Regions from separate parts of the Homo sapiens genome. Here region 2 is linked to region 1. Evidence: read pairs that join two places in POLR2A ChIA-PET (ENCODE). Cell type or tissue: PC-9. All regions are shown on one strand.

Evidence for each region. Peaks named below come from ENCODE experiments on the same cell type or tissue, not always from the same donor. Only the 100,000 strongest peaks of a DNase experiment are listed, where the experiment ranks them.
Region 2: POLR2A ChIA-PET joins it to region 1 with 13 read pairs; 6 of 35 experiments call an interaction of 5 or more read pairs at or near these places.

The regions. Positions count from the first base shown.
Region 1 is chr2:231,678,187-231,686,186 of GRCh38, reverse strand. No RefSeq gene overlaps it. Among named protein-coding and RNA genes, the nearest start is that of PTMA, 26 kb to the left of the region's middle. RefSeq lists enhancers at 1-152, 756-805, 3,840-4,631, 5,781-5,860, 5,931-6,020 and 2 more and a silencer at 4,671-5,390. In PC-9, CTCF peaks have their summits at 405, 610, 5,679 and 5,883; DNase peaks (open chromatin) are centred at 4,976 and 5,696; H3K4me3 peaks cover 2,519 bases; H3K27ac peaks cover 2,545 bases.
Region 2 is chr2:231,536,354-231,544,353 of GRCh38, reverse strand. It overlaps LOC105376787 (a long non-coding RNA gene), which reads right to left. Exons shown (of 4, transcript XR_001739928.2): 3 at 4,155-4,331. Among named protein-coding and RNA genes, the nearest start is that of NMUR1, 9.9 kb to the right of the region's middle. RefSeq lists a silencer at 5,830-6,030. In PC-9, CTCF peaks have their summits at 2,428 and 2,627 (motif pointing left); no DNase peak of the experiment used is centred here; H3K27me3 peaks cover 2,147 bases.

The DNA.
Region 1 (8,000 bases):
CTCCCCCTTCCAAGACCCAGCAGTGCCCATGCTGCGCCAGCTGCGGTGCTCTTGTGCCATCAATGCCTCCTCTGTGGCCTGGGAGGGTGGGCCGGGTAAGGCCTGGGGCCCCAGCCAGCTCAGTCCCCTCTCCGGGTGGCACTGGGCTGGCCTCTTTGGCACTGGCCTTGGCATCTTAAATAGGCATGCTCCATCCCTAGGGCCCGGTGCCCTGGAAGCCCCCCAGTGAGGTGGGCCCTGTGGTGGCTTGTGAAATCCAGCTCAGAGAAAGCATCCCGAACACACACTCATCCAGGTGCACCAGGGCGGGCACGTGGGCACACGCTCAGGCATAGGAGGAAAACGTCTACACTCCAGCATCCCTTTCATATCAAGTCCCATTCACCCTCTAGAACCTGGTGTGCTGCTGGCTCCTTGTCCCCGGCTGCCTCTTCCCTGGTGGTACCCAGGCCTCTCTTAGGGCTCTGGAGCCCCTCACGCTGGTTACTGGTCTGCCTCTGTGGGCCGTTGCTCAAACCCCCCGCATTCCTGCCTATTCACGTGCCCACTCAGACCAAGCTCCTCCCCTCACCACCTCGTGCCACATTTGGGCTCAAGGACACATACTGCTTGTGGCCCCAGCTGCATGACCAGTGCCAAGCAGGGCCCCTCAGGAGCCCACCAGCGCTCACTGTGGACACCACTGCCCCCAGAGCCCAGGAGGGGAAGTGAGCAAAGGTGCCCATTTCTGACACGTAGAGGCTAAGCCTTGTGACTCGGGAGCCTAAGCCCCAATCCAAGCCATGCTTCCTCCCTACTAGTGACAGTAATTCCCTTCCAGGACAGCTCTGCCCACATTATACTATCTGACCCTCCCAACAAACAGGGACAGGCCATCATGTTGCCCCAAATCACAGCTGCCTAGCTGCCCACAGCAGCTCAAGCACAGGTTGGAACCAGGCCTGGGTTCCAGCTGCCCCTACAGGAGGGCACCACTCCCCGAATGCGGACCCCTCTGGCTTCTTCTCACTGCCCTGTAGCCGTGATCTCCCTCCTGCTCTGTGCCTCTGGTGGCTCCTTGCTCAGCATCTTCTGTGGCTCCCACTGACACCAGGACTAACTACTTGCTCAGCATTCAAGGTCCCTCCACCACCTGGCTGCATGCCGCTCCTCCCCCTTCCCCTCTCACTCTTCCTCCCCTTCCCCATCCTCCTCCTCCTCGCTGTGTGCCTCTCCCCCAACCTCTCTCATCGCCCCTCCAAGCCTTTGCCTGGCTCTTCTACCTCCCTCCCCTCCTGCCGCACCCAGTCTCCCTCTTGCCTTGAGAAGGGGGTGAGCTGTTAGGAAGGGCACCCAAGAGAACCATCCTGCTCCTCAACCATGCTCTGCCCAAGGCGGGGCTCCTGGTTCACACAGCGGGGTTTCCTCCCTGCTCCCCATGAAGCTCAGCCCCTGGCTTCTTAGGGACCAGCCCCAGCAGAAGACTGAGGCCTCCGAGTTGTGCAGGCTGCTGTGGTCCACTGCTGTCCTTGGGGCCCAGTGCCAGGCTGACCCTCTTCTGGAGCAGGTGTTGGCAGGGAGCTCAAGCAGCAAGGGAACTAGGAGGCAGCGCGGTGGGGAGGGCACCAGAGCTGCCATCCCCTGCCAGCACCACCTCTCTGGGCCCCTGGGAGCCGTTGCTAGGCTGGCACCCGGCAGCAGCAGGAGCACGTGCTCTCGCTCTCCTGCACGCACAGCCTGTCAGCTGCGCCCACAGCCCACATGGCAGGAGGCGGCTGCGGGCACGGGGCAGCTCTTTGCCTGGAGGGGGATGCCAACAGGCCAGTCAGACTCTAGGGGCAGGGGGGTGCATGCACAAACGGACAGAGCAGGGCCCTGGGGCCACAGAAAGGGAAGCCCTTCCATGACTCTCCAGGCAGATGGGGGTGAGTAAACGGGGGGGGGGGGGTTCCCACTCCTGACAACCCAGGGAGCCCAGCTGGTCTTCCTTAGCTTTTTTTTTTTTCTTCTTCTTTTTGGAGATGGAGTCTTGCTCTGTTGCCCAGGCTGGAGTGCAATGGTGCAATCATGACTCACTGTAGCCTCCAACACCCCAGGGTCAAGCAATCCTCCTGCCTTGGCCTCCTGAGCAGCTGGGACTACAGGCGTGAGCCACTGCAACAGTTTGTTCTTTGCCTTTGTTTGTCTGCATCCTATCTAGGGGACTACCCAGAGCCCTCCTGGCATTACTGGGGGCAAAGGGGCTGACAGGGGCTTCCTGACCCCTCATCCCTGGGTCTGCCTTTTTGATTCTGTCCGGGAGGCTGCAGTACAGAGGACTCTTCAAGGCCTCACATCTGGGAGCCTCCCCTCTTCTTCAGAGCCTCTCCAAGGGCCTTCATTCTAACCAGGAGCTCAGAGAGGGAGCCTGGGCCTGCTCCCAGCTCCTTGCGGGGTCATGGGCTCCATGACAAGCGCTTCCCCAGGGCAGGGCTCAGGATGAGTGTGGCCCAAGAAGGATTTAAGCCTTGGGCTTAGTGGGGACCAGATTGCCCAGACTGGGCCCTCCTGCCCTTCCTGCTGCAGTCTTGGGAGCAGATTTATGCCCTGGGCGTGGGTAGTGAGAGCCCAGAGCTGGGGTCTGTGGGGTAGGGGGGGGCATTCTGGGCAGCCTCTTCAGCTGGCAGAGGCTCCTGCCAAGCCATTTCCCCGCCCCGCCCCACCCCTCCACTCATTATCAACTTGGGGTTTGTGTGCAAACAGCAGCTGGTCTCTTTTGTCAGCCTCCCCTGCCCCCTCAGCCCCCCTACTCCTCCCCTCCTCCCCAGTGCCTCCCAACTGGCTCCTCCATATCAGGCCCTCCTCCTCCGCTTCCCCCCATCCAAGTGATTTAGAAGCTGGGGCCCTGGGGGATCCCAGAGGGAAGGCAGCCCCTGACCATTTTTGGCCCTGGGTCCCAAATTCTTCTCCAGAAGGTGATATTAAACCCATCTGGGATACCATGAGAGGCAGAGTGGGTAAGTAACCAAGCCAAAGTCACTAAGCAGGGCAAGGGCAGAGTCAGGATTCACACCCTGTGTGCCTGTTTGCAGAGCCTGTCTGCAGAGCCAGCCTGCTCCCAGCCTCGGCTGCCCCTCTGGTTGCCCCCAGGGCCTGGCCCTTCTTCTGCTGCTAGGGGCCCTGGGAAGGTGGACCCACTCCCAACCTCCTCGCCTGCATCACGGGCTTCAGCGGGAGTAATTCTGTGTGCCTGTAGTTGAAACAGGAAGGCAGGCAGGGCCAGATGGCAGGGCTTTGTCAGTTACACCCAGGAGCTGGGCTCTGTCAGTTATACCCAGGAGCTGGGACTGGACGCTGAGGGCAGCGCTGGGGAGCCCTCCCGGCAGTGGGTCCTACAGACTGGAGGCAGAGGGCTAAGGGACAGATTAGGAGATCAGGCCAAAAGGAGAAGAGTGTGGGCCAAGGCGCTGCCCCTGGGAGAACAGGGTAGGCTAGGCCTGAGAGCACAGGCTTGGCCCCAGCATACGGTGGGGTGCCACTAGGGTGACGAGGACACTCGGGTCTCTAGGGTGGGCAGTGGTGAGGATGGTGAGTCCTCCACAGAAATAGAAACACATGTGGCCAGTGGGTTGCTGCTGAGGACGTTGAATTTGAGAAAAACTGGTTGGAGGTGTTTGAGGGATATCTCCAGAGGACCCAGAAGAGAGGTGGGGCCAGGGCAAGGAGGTCTGAGATTGGCTGGCCTGGCAGAAGGTGGAGAGAATAAGGGGAGAAGGGGCTGAGGGTGGGGTCCTGAGCAGAAGGTGCAGAGGTCCAGGGAGGGGACTCCAGGAGGGAGACAGAGAGCAGGAGTGTCCCCTGGACCTGGGGATTAGGAAGAGGCAGGGGTGGGGCCTCTGTAGGCACCATGGCTCCTAGCTGGGTATTCTGCTCTTCACAGATTTTAGGGTTTTTTTGTTTTGTTTTGTTTTTGAGACTGAGTCTTGCTCTGTCGCCAGGATGGAGTGCAGTGGCGCGATCTCTGCTCACTGCAACCTCCAACTCCCTGGTTCAAGCGATTCTCCTGCCTGAGCCTCTCCAGTAGCTGGGACTACAGGTGCACGCCACCACGCCCAGCTAATTTAGCATTTTTAGTAGAGACTAGGTTTCACTACGTTGGCCAGGAGGGTCTTGATCTCCTGACCTCGTGACCCGCCCGCCTCAGCCTCCCAAAGTGCTGGGATTACAGGCGTGAGTCACCGCGCCCGGCCAGCTCTTTTAATCCTTACGACAGTCCTGACCTGGGAAACAGAGTTGACCCCGTTAACTATTATCGTGCCCATTTCACCGCTGAGAACACCGCGGCTCCGATTCAGTGAGTGACAGAGCCTCCACGCAGCCTCACACGGAACCAAGATCAGGCCTGGGGTGCCCGCGGAAGCTTGGGGACCAAGGCTTGTTGAGGGCCCCTTGCAGCACTGTAAGTGAGCCCTGCCGGGCGCTGGGGCTCTCTGCTGGGGAGGCCTCAGACCCAGACCAAAAAGGGACCACTACCGGGGTGGGGGTGGCGTCACAGACGATGCACCCCCAAAACGGGTCTGGAAGGAAGGCTGGAATGTACGTGAAAAGAAGTTAGGCCATGGCAGCAGCGTGGGCAAAGCAAGGAGGCTGAGAGTGAGGAGAGCCGCAGCCCGGGAAGGGAAGGTGGGGCCCGGGCTGGACACTGCCCGGGTCCTGGATTCCTCCGTTGCCCTCTGCCCCTGGTCAAAGTTCAGTCCCTCCAAAGGGCTCTTCTGGGAGCTTTGGCCAGGCCCTCCGAAGCGCCCGGGGCCGCCAAGGGCACACGAGCGTGCCCAGCCACAAGCGGGCCTGTGCCTGGCGTTGGGGCCCGGAGTGCGCCCGGGGCGGGCGCAGCCCACACGCGTCCACACGGCAGGGTCCGCGCGGGCCGGAAGCCGCAGGGCCGGAGCGGGGCGCCCGGGAAGGCAGAGGGGAGCGGGAACAAAGGACGCAGCGGAGCGGGGGCGGTCCGGCCAGGCAGTGATTGGAGGCCGGGGTCGGGGGCAGCGTCCGGGCCGGGCAGTGATTGGGCCGCAGCCTCCCCGGGGCCCCCAGGCGCTCGCCCCGCCCCTCTCGGCCGAAACCCGAGCCCCCAGCGGCGGCCCGGGACCAGCCCGCGCCGCCGCCATCTGCGCCGGGGCGGGGCGCGGGCCCAGAGTCGGGTTCCCGCCCAGCCTCCGCCGCCTGCCCCCGCCGCGGTCCGGCAACCTGTGCACCGGCCTCCCCCGCTGCCACCCCCGGCCCAGCTGCGCTCGGAGTCCCCGGGGTCCAAGCAGGGGCTGGGCCACCGCTGTGGGGGAAAAGCCCGATGGGCACGGGACGGGGCCCAGAAAGCGACTCCGTCCTGGGCCTGGCCGTGGCTGGTGGCTGGACTGGGAGAGCGCTCAGAGAACAGGGGACATTGGAGAGGGCGGGTTGGGGTAAGACCAGTTAGTGGAGGAGGCCGCAGGCTGAAAGACGGCTCAGGGAGGGGTGATTCGATGGCCGGAGCCCCAGCAGCTCCAGGAGTCACTGGGACCGAAGGCGGCGCCAGAATGCCAAGCGGGGGCCCGGCAGGGTTTGGAGCAGGAGAGGTTGTTAGCAGTTCACTACCAGCCAGGCCACTGCTGCGTGGTTAAAGGCGGGATGAGGGGCCTTCTCCATTCCCTGCGTCTTTCCCAGCGGCCTGGGAGGTGAGAGAAGGGGTGGGGCTTGGGCTGGGCCGCCAATCACAGCCTCGGCTCCACTTTGAATCTGTGCTGGCGGGCGCGGGCTGCCTGGCCGCCAGGTGTGCCGGCGCCCTCTTTGTCCCCACTTGCCTGCCCAGGCACGTCCCACTCCAACCCCACCTTTCTGGAGGCTCTGTTCCTCACACAGCTGGTTCCCGCCTCCCCAGGTGTCCCCAGCCTGGAATGAAGTTGGACTCAGATTCTGCCCCTTTGAATGCTGGTGACTCTAAACCATGCCTCATGCAGCCCCATCCCCAGTCCGGCACAGGGGTCATCATCCGCAAGGGACAGCTACTTCCATCCCCTAGATGGCCACCAAGGGTCCGGTAGTGCAGGGAACAGGGCGGCGTGGGAGTAAGAGCTCATGATTTGCGGCAAAAATCATGGCAGAGGGCTGGCCCAGGGAGGAGCCGTGTGACCTGGGGCAATCCCCTTCCTTCCCACGTGGCTCCTGCAGTTGTAAGACTAATATAATAAGGGCCTATCTCCCAAATTGCTGTGAAGATTAGATGGGATCCTATAGAAAAGAGGGCTTTAGGCCGGGCGCAGTGGCTCACGCCTGTAATCCCAGCACTTTGAGAGGCCGAGGCGGGCAGATCACGAGGTCAGGAGATTGAGACCACACTGGCTAACACGGTGAAACCCCATCTCTAGTAAAAATACAAAAAATTAGCCGGGCACGGTGGCTCAAGCCTGTAATCCCAGCACTTTGGGAGGCCGAGGCGGGCGGGTCACAAGGGCAGGAGATCGAGACCATCCTGGCTAACACGGTGAAACCGCGTCTCTACTAAAAATACAAAAAAAGTAGCCGGGCGTGGTGGCAGGCACCTGTAGCCCCAGCTACTCAGGAGGCTGAGGCAGGAGAATTGCTTAAACCTGGGAGATGGAGGTTGCAGTGAGCTGAGATCGTGCCACCGTGCTCCAGCCTGGGCGACAGAGCGAGACTCCATCTCAAAAAAAATAAATAAATAAAAATGAGAAGAGGGCTTTGTGGGAGTAAAGCCTCAACATGTGTAGGGAGGTGGAAGGGTGTTATCACTCTGCCCAGATGCTGGGGGACTGGCAGCCACAGAGTGGGTAGGCCCCTTGTCCCCAACGCATGGGCCAGGGCTAGGGTGCCAGGCCGGATGGGAGAGACCAGTCCAGAGGCCCATCGCTGTGGAGCCCTGAGCCCCATGAGCCCCGAGCCCCATGAGCCCCAAACAGAAGGGAGCCAGAGTTTAGGGACCTGGCCCTCACACCTCCCCAAGCTCTCCAAGAAAGATGAGGCAGAGGGATCTGGGGGCTGTTTGTCCTTTATCTTCATCCCTGGGGATATGGAGGCCCTCTCCCAGGTCAAGGCCAGAGGGTAGGCCTGGGCCCCCATGCTTCTCCTCCACTCAGATGCCCCACACGCCCCTACCTCTCCTGTTCTGCTCCCCAGCCACTGCCTTGGCCTCCTCCACTCATGCACTGGAACCAGCCTGCTCATGATTGACCCCTACTCCTTGCTAACTATGCCTCAGTTTCCCCATCTGTAAAATGAGAATGACGATAACAACAGGGCAGTTTTCTGAGTGCTTTACACATACTCCTGCTGAGCAGTTCAATCCCTACAACAGCCTGGTGGAGTAGTAACTCTCATTATGTCTCCCTTACTGTACCAATAATAAGTAGAATAATGGAAGTTATACTGGATATCTAGTTCATACACTCATGGAGTAAATGAATTAATGCATGTCACAAAACAAAAAACAAAAAACTCTGGGCCAGACGCAGTGGATCACGCCTGTAATCCCAGCACTGTGGGAGGCCGAGGTAGGTCACAAGTTCAGGAGTTCAAGACCAGCCTGGCTAAGATGGTGAAACCCCGTCTCTACTAAAAATACAAAAATTAGCCGGGTGTGGTGGTGGGCGCCTGTAATCCCGGCTACTCGGGAGGCTGAGGCAGGAGAATCGCTTGAACCCAGGAGGTGGAGGTTGCAGTGAGCCAAGATGGCACCACTGCACTCCAGCCTGGGCAACAGAGCAAGACTCCATCTAAAAAAAAAAAAAAAACAACCAACTCTGGGCCGGGCTCGGTGGCTCACACCTGTAATCCCAGCACTTTGGGAGGCCGAGGCGGGCAGATCACCTGAGCTCAGGAGTTCAAGACCAGCCTGACCAACACAGTGAAACCCCATCTCTACTAAAAATACAAAATTAGCCAGGCATAGTGGTGCATGCCTGTAATCTCAGCCACTCAGGAGGCTGAGGCAGGAGAATTGCTTGAACCCAGGAGGCAGAGGTTGCGGTGAGCCGAGATTGCCCCATTGC
Region 2 (8,000 bases), 140 kb after region 1:
GCCAGAGTAGCTGGGATTATAGGCATGTGCCACCACACCCTGCTAATTTTTGTATTTTTGGTAGAGACAGGGTTTCACCATGTTGGCCAGGTTGGTCTCAAACTCCTGGCCTCAAGTGATCCACCCGCCTTGGCTTCCCAAAGTGCTGGGATCATAGGCATGAGCCACTGTGCCTGGTGTATTTTTAAAAACAGTTTTATTGATACATAATTCACATACCCATCGAAAGTGTACAGTACAGTGTTGTGTTTGTTGTTGTTGTTTTGTTTTGAGACAGAGTTTCGCTCTTGTTGCCCAGGTTGGAGTGCAGTGGTACGATTTTGGCTCACCACAACCTCCACCTCCCGGGTTCAAGCGATTCTCCTGCCTCAGCCTCCCCAGTAGCTGGGATTACAGGCATGCACCACCATGCCTGGCTAATTTTGTATTTTTAGTAGAGACGGGGTTTCTCCATGTTGGTCAGGCTGGTCTCAAACTCCCAACCTTAGGTGACCCACCCACCTGGGCCTCCCAAAGTGCTGGGATTACAGGCGTGAGCCACGGCACCCGGCCAAGTGCAGTGGTTTTTATTGCCACCATCTATGTACAATCATCATCATAGTCAATTTTAGAACATTTTTATCACCTCGAAGAAACTCCATTCTTTTTAGTGATCACGTCTATTCGTCCCTCCCTCAGCCCTAGGCAACCACTAATCTGTTTTCTGTCGCTATAGATTTTCCTGTTCTGGACTTTGCTATGAATGGAGTCATATAATATGTGGACTTATGTGACTGGCTTCTTTCACTTTTCAAGTTTCATTCAAGTGATAGCATATATTACTACTTTGTTCCTTTTTATGCTTAAATAATATTCCATTGTATGGATATACCACATTTGTTTGTTCATTAATCCATTGTTGGACATTTGCATTATTTCTACTTCTTGGCTATCATGAATAAAGCTGCTGTAAACATTCATGTCTATGTATAGGCACATGTTTTCATCTCTCTTGGGTATATCCAGGAGTAGAAGTGCTGGATCATCTGGCAACTCTATAATCATTTTAGGAACTGCCAGCCTGTTTTCCTAAGTGGCTACACCATTTTACTTTCCCACCAATAGTGTATGAGGGTGTTAGTTATCCATTGCTCTATAACAAATAAGCCCAAAATATAGCAGCTTAAAACAATTAACATTTACTATCTCACACCATTTCTGTGGTAAGCTGATGGTTCTGGCTCAGGGTCTCTTAAGAGGCTGCAATCATCTTGAAGACTTGACTAGGGCTGTAGGATACTCTTCCAGCATTGCTGGGTGGCTCACTTGCTTGGCAAATTAGTGCTGGCTGTTGGTAGGAGGCCTTGGTTGCCTGCTGTGTGAACCTGTCCACGAGGCTGCTTGAGCATCCTCACAACATGGCAGCTTGGTTCCCCCAAAGCAGTGATCCAAAAGATTGTAAGGTAGAAGCTGCAATGCTTTTGTTTTTAAATATTTTTAAATTGTCATAAAATACACATAAATTTTATCAACTGAACATTTTCAAGTGTACAGTCAGTGGCATTTAGTACATTCACATTGTTGTGTTACCATCACCACTATCCATCCACAGAATTATTTTTATCTTGCACAATGGAAGCTCCATACCCATTAAATAACAACCCCCCATTTCTCTCCCCCAGGCCCAGGCCACTACCATTCTACTTTCTGTCTCTATGAATCTGATTACTCTAGGTATCTCTTACTGTATTTGTCCTTTTGTGACTTATTTCACTTACCATAATATCCTCAGGCTTCATTTGCTTTGCAGCATATGTCATAATCTCCTTCCTTTTTAAGGCAGAATAATATTCCATTTTATGTATATACTACATTTTGTTTATCCATTCATCTGCCAATGGACAGATGAATGGGTTGTTTCCACCTTTTGGCTTTTGCTAATGATGCTGCTATGAACATGGGTGTATAAATATCTCTTCAAATTCCTGCTTTCAAATGTTTTGGGTATATGCCCAGAAGTGGAATTGCTGGATCATATGATAATTCTATTTTTAATTTTTGGAGGAACTGCTGTGCTGTTTTCCATTCTAGTGATGCCATTTTGCATTCCCGATGACAGCGCACAAGTGCATAAGGGTTCCAATTGCTCCACATCCTCAGCAACTCTTGTTGTTTTCTGGTTTTTAAAAAATAATAGTCAACCTAATGAATGCGAGGTGGTATTTTGTTTTTCATTGTGGTTTTGATTTGCATTTCCCTAATGATGAGTGATAATGAGCACCCTCTCACGTGTTTACTGGCCGTTTGTATAACCTCTTCAGAGGAATGTCTATTCAAGTCCTTTGCTCAATTTAGTTTTCACAATGCTTTTATGATCTAGCCTTGGATGGCATATGCTGTCATTTCCTCAATATCCCGTAGAACAGTTCAGCCCTGTTCAATGTGGGAGGCAACTACACCAGGGTGTGCACACCAGGACGCGGGGATCGCTGGGGCCATCGTGGATGCTGGCTGCTCATGGCGCATTTCTCTACTAGTGCCACCCCTAGAAGGAGCGTGTTCCTGGGTGTTAACTCCCTGGCACTCTGGCCTAAATCAGCACATACAGAAGACACTCCACTGTGCTAACTAGCGCCCCCAGGCGGAGAGAGGAGCTGTCAGCACGTTCAAGCCATGTCTGCAAATGTCTAAGGGAAGCCAGTGATCACATCGAGTCCCACAGTGGGTCTCCTGTGTCCTCCATCCTCACTGAGAGGCCACCACAGCTCAATACTTGCTCTGATGCCAATATCCATCCCCTCCTGTGCATGAATATGCCGTGCCCTTGATCTGTTCCCAATCTTGTGGTCGAAACTAATTCTTATCTGCTCCTCCTGTAGTTGGTCCACAGTTATTTCTGCAGATGCCCCAGGACTTCTTTTTTTGAGTCGGAGTCTCGCTCTGTCGCCCAGGCTGGAATGCAGTGGCATGATCTTGGCTCACTACAAGCTCTGCCTCCCGGGTTCACGCCATTCTCCTGCCTCAGCCTCCCTCCAGGACTTCTTGAATTACAGTTGACTTTTGAACAAAGTGGGGGTTAGGGATGATGACCCCATGTGCAGTTGAATATCCGTGTATAACTTTTGACTCCCCTCAAACTTAACTACTAATAGCCTACTGTTGACTGGAAGCCTTATAGATAACACATACAGTTGATTAACATGAATTTTGTATATTATGTGTATTATGTACTATATTTTTACAGTAAAGCTAGCTAGAGAAAAGAAAACGTGACTAAGGGCCAGGTGAATGCCTGTAATCCCAGCACTCTGGGAGGCTGAGGTGGGAGGATTACTTGAGCCCAGGAATTCGAGACCAGTTTGGGCAACATAGCGAGACCCCATCTCTATGAAAAATAAAAAATAGGAGGCCGAGGCAGGTGGATCACGAGGTCAGGAGATCGAGACCATCCTCACTAACATGGTGAAACCCCGTTTCTACTAAAAATACAAAAAATTAGCTGGGCATGGTGGCGGGCGCCTGTAGTCCCAGCTACTCGGGAGGCTGAGGCAGGAGAATGGCGTGAACCCGGGAGGCGGAGCTTGCAGTGAGCTGAGATCGCGCCACTGCACTCCAGCCTGGGCGACACAGCGAGACTCTGTCTCAAAAATAAATAAATACATAAATAAATAAATAAAATAAAGTAAAATAAAAAATTATCTGGGTGTGGTGGTGCACCTGTAGTCCCAGCTACTTAGGAGGCTGAGGCAGGAGGATGGCTTGAGCCTGGGCGGTCAAGGCTCCAACGAGCCGTGATCATTCCATTGCACTCCAGCCTAGGTGACAGAGTTAGACTTTGTCTCAAAAAAAAAAAAAAAAAAGGCAGCCTGGCCAACATGGCAAAACCCCATCACTACTAAAAATACAAAAACTATCTGGGCATGGTGGTACATGCCTAGAATCCAGGCTACTCAGGAGGCTGAGGCAGGAGAATCACTTGAACCCGAGAGGGTTGCAGTGAGCTGAGATCACATCACTGCACTCCAGCCTGCGCAACAGAGCGAGACTCTGTCTCAAAACAAAACAAAACAAAATGAAAAAAAAAAAAAAAGAAAAAGCCCACCCTGTAATTTACATATCTGAAATCCAACCCTCCATGTCATTACATTCTTTACAGGTTTCTCTTGGCAACATACCTTGCCTGGATGCCTTTCCAGGACAGCCTGTGTGGCCTGACCTCCCTCCTTCAAACGCCTGCACACCATTCCACAGCACTGGTGTCCCATTATTGTCTGTTCTCTATTGATAAAGATAGCAGGTGCCTTTGGGGTCCCTGTCTCCTCCCCTTGGTGGGACTTTGATTCCAGCTGCATCTACAGAAAAAGAGTCCCAACTCAGCTTGGCGCCTTGCATCTTTGCTTTCTGCCCCAGGACCTTCTCTGATACCCAGGAGCCCTCTGGACCCTTGTACAAACACAGCCAGAAAGGGCTGCAAAGTTAACATCTCTGGAGGAAGTCAGTTATCCACAAACTATCTGATCTTTCAGGGAGACGGTTCTAGCAGGCATGCGGGACACTCTGCTTTCAGAAGCTAAGACAAAGACAAGTCTCTAGGGGGCTAAGACAAGGAAAATTCATGTGGTCTCCAATTTTTCCCTATCACAACAAGGTTATAACTAGTACCACTTATCTCTCTATATTTGAGCTACTATTTATTTATTTTTGAGTTGGGAGTCTTGCTGTGTCACCCAGGCTGGAGTGCAGTGGCATGATCTGGTTCAAGTGATCCTCCTGTCTCAGCCTCCTCAGCAGCTGGGACTACAGGCACGCACCACCAGGCTCAGCTAATTTTTGTACTTTTTGAAGTAGAGTTGGGGTTTTACCACGTTGGCCAGGCTTGTCTCGAACTCCTGACCTCAAGTGATCCGCCCGCCTCAGCCTCCCAAAGTGCTGGGATTACTGGTGTAAGCCATTGTGCCTGGCCTGAGCTACTATTTTTTTCTGTAAATTTCTACAGGTAAAGTTTCAGAGCCAAAAGGATAGACTTCTATATATTGGTAGCTGTTGCTAAACTTGTCCTCTAGAAATGCTGTCATTCCCATGTACAGTGATGGAGCGTGTTTCCTTCTACCTGGGAGCCTGGGTGCTATGAGAAGTGTGTCTATGCAGTGAGTGGGCAACAGCTCAGAGTGAGGATTCAGATTAGGTTAGGAGGGGTCTGGTAGGGGCAGTGATGGTAGCAACGGAAGGTGAATTACACACTGAGGAGGTTGGCCCAAAGAGGAAATATGGCGAAAATAACAGAAGACGAGTTTCTTCCTCTCAGGGAGGTGTCGTAGGGATGAATGCTGTGGTGTCAAATTGGAATTACAGGTACTGATGTCAGTGCATGCTTTTCAACATTTATAGATAGATATAAAAATAAGTATCAGGCTGGGTGCAGTGGCTCACGTCTGTAATCCCAGCATTTTGGGAGGCCAAGGCGGGCAGATAGCCTGAGGTCAGGAGTTTGAGACCAGCCTGGCCAACATGCTGAAACCCTGTCTCTACTAAAAATACAAAAATTAGCCGGGCGTCGGCTGCCCCGTCTGGGAAGTGAGGAGCGCCTCTGCCTGGCTGCTGTGCAATCTTCCAAGTGTGAAGTGACAGCCTTTCTGCAGGTGTACCCAACAGCTCCGAAGAGACAGCGACCATCGAGAACGGGCCATGATGACGATGGCGGTTTTGTCGAAAAGAAAAGGGGGAAATGTGGGGAAAAGAAAGAGAGATCAGATTGTTACTGTGTCTGTGTAGAAAGAAGTAGACATAGGAGACTCCATTTTGTTCTGTACTAAGAAAAATTCTTCTGCCTTGGGATGCTGTTAATCTATAACCTTACCCTCAACCCCGTGCTCTCTGAAACATGTGCTGTGTCAACTCAGGATTAAATGGATTAAGGGCGGTGCAAGATGTGCTTTGTTAAACAGATGCTTGAAGGCAGCATGCTCGTTAAGAGTCATCACCACTCCCTAATCTCAAGTACCCAGGGACACAAACACTGTGGAAGGCCGCAGGGACCTCTGCCTAGGAAAACCAGAGACCTTTGTTCATGTGTTTATCTGTTGACCTTCTCTCCACTATTATCCTATGACCCTGCCACATCCCCCTCTCTGAGAAACACCCAAGAATGATCAATAAATACTAAAAAAACAAACAAACAAACAAAAAAAAACCCAAAAAAACAAAACAAAATTAGCCGGATGTGGTGGTAGGTGCCTGTGATCCCAGCTACTTGGGAGGCTGAGGCAGGAGAATCGCTTGAACCCGGGAGATGACGTTGCAGTGAGCTGAGATCATGCCACTGCACTCCAGCCTGGGTGACAGAGCAAAACTCCATCTCAAAAAAAAAAAAAAGTATCAATATATATGTGTGTATACATACAGTATATATAGTATGTGTGTATATATCTATATATTTATACATACATATATTCCCTAGCTCTGCCCACTGGAGGGTCTGGGAGCAGCAACAACCCAACAGTAATGAGCACACTCAGCACCCAGATCTTGAGCACTGATTTCATTACCACCAGATCTGACCCAGATCTCATGACTATTATTACATATATATATATTTTTTTAAGCAGAGTTTCGCTCTTGTTGCCCAGGCTGGAGTGCAATGGTGTGATCTCAGCTCACTGTAACCTCTGCCTCCTGGGGTTCAAGTGATTCTCCTGCCTCAGCCTCCCAAGTGGCTGGGATTACAGGCAAGCGCCACCATGCCCTGCTAATTTTGTATTTTTAGTAGAGTCGGGGTTTCACCATGTTGGTCAGGCTGATCTTGAACTCCTGACCTCAGGTGATCCACCTACCTCGGCCTCCCAAAGTGCTGGGATTACAGGTGTGAGCCACCATGCCTGTCCTTTATTTATTTATTTATTTATTTATTTTTTGAGACAGGGTCTTGCTCTGTCCCCTACACTTGTGTGCAGTGGTACAAGCATAGTTCACTACAGCCTTGACTTCCTGGGCTTGGGTGATCCTTCCATCTTAGACTCCCAGGTAGCTTGGGCTACAGGCATGCACCACCACACCTGGCTAGTTTTCGTATTTTTGGTAGAGATGGGGTTTCACCAAGTTGCCCATGCTGGTCTTGAACTCCTGGGCTCAAGCAATCTGCCCGCCTCGGCCTCCCAAAGTGCTGGGATTACAGGCGTGATTACAGGCGTGATTACGGGCGTGAGTCACTGTGCCCGGCTGATCTTGGTTTCCATCATTCTCCACTAAAGGAGCCAGAGCTCCTTGGAAAATGGCTTATTCCAGGATAGCCCAGAGAAATAGGAGATGAGCCTAGAACATTGTATTGTGCCAGAAAATACAAAATATTCATAATGACACATCAAAAGGATATACGATCCAACTTGAAGGGGCTCCCACTGGTCAAATCTGGGACAAATCTGAACATCAACACAAATAATGATAATGAATTAGTATCCTTTGAATAGAATAAGAAATCATGGGTCCACATGGATATAAATAAAAGTGATAAGAGGAAGTTTCTCCTTCTAGTCACAGTCAGCTCGGAAATGAAGGGATGATGGGGTTTAGAATCACCATTTGGCAGACCATCATAGTAATAATTTATGCATACAAGAATCATACACAGGCCAAGCACGATGGCTCCCGCATGTAATCCCAGCATTTTGGGAGGCCGAGGTGGGTAGATCCCTTGAGCACAGGAGTTCGAGACCAGTCTGGGCAACATGGTGAAACCTCATCTCTACGAAAAAAATAGAAACATTAGTGGACATGGTGGTGTGTGCCTGTAGTCTCAGCTACGCAGGAGGCTGAGGTGGGAGGATCAGCTGAGCTTGGGAAGTCAGAGCTGCAGTGAGCCGTGATCGCACCACTGCACTCCAGCGCCTGGGTGACAAGCAAGACCCTGTCTTAAAAAAAAAAAAAGTCATAAACAGATGCTAAAGTTCTCCTGGGCATCTTTTTGCAAAATGGTTTTGCCAACCTTATAAGCCTGCTGGGACAAGCTGTCCCCCAACCCTGGGTCT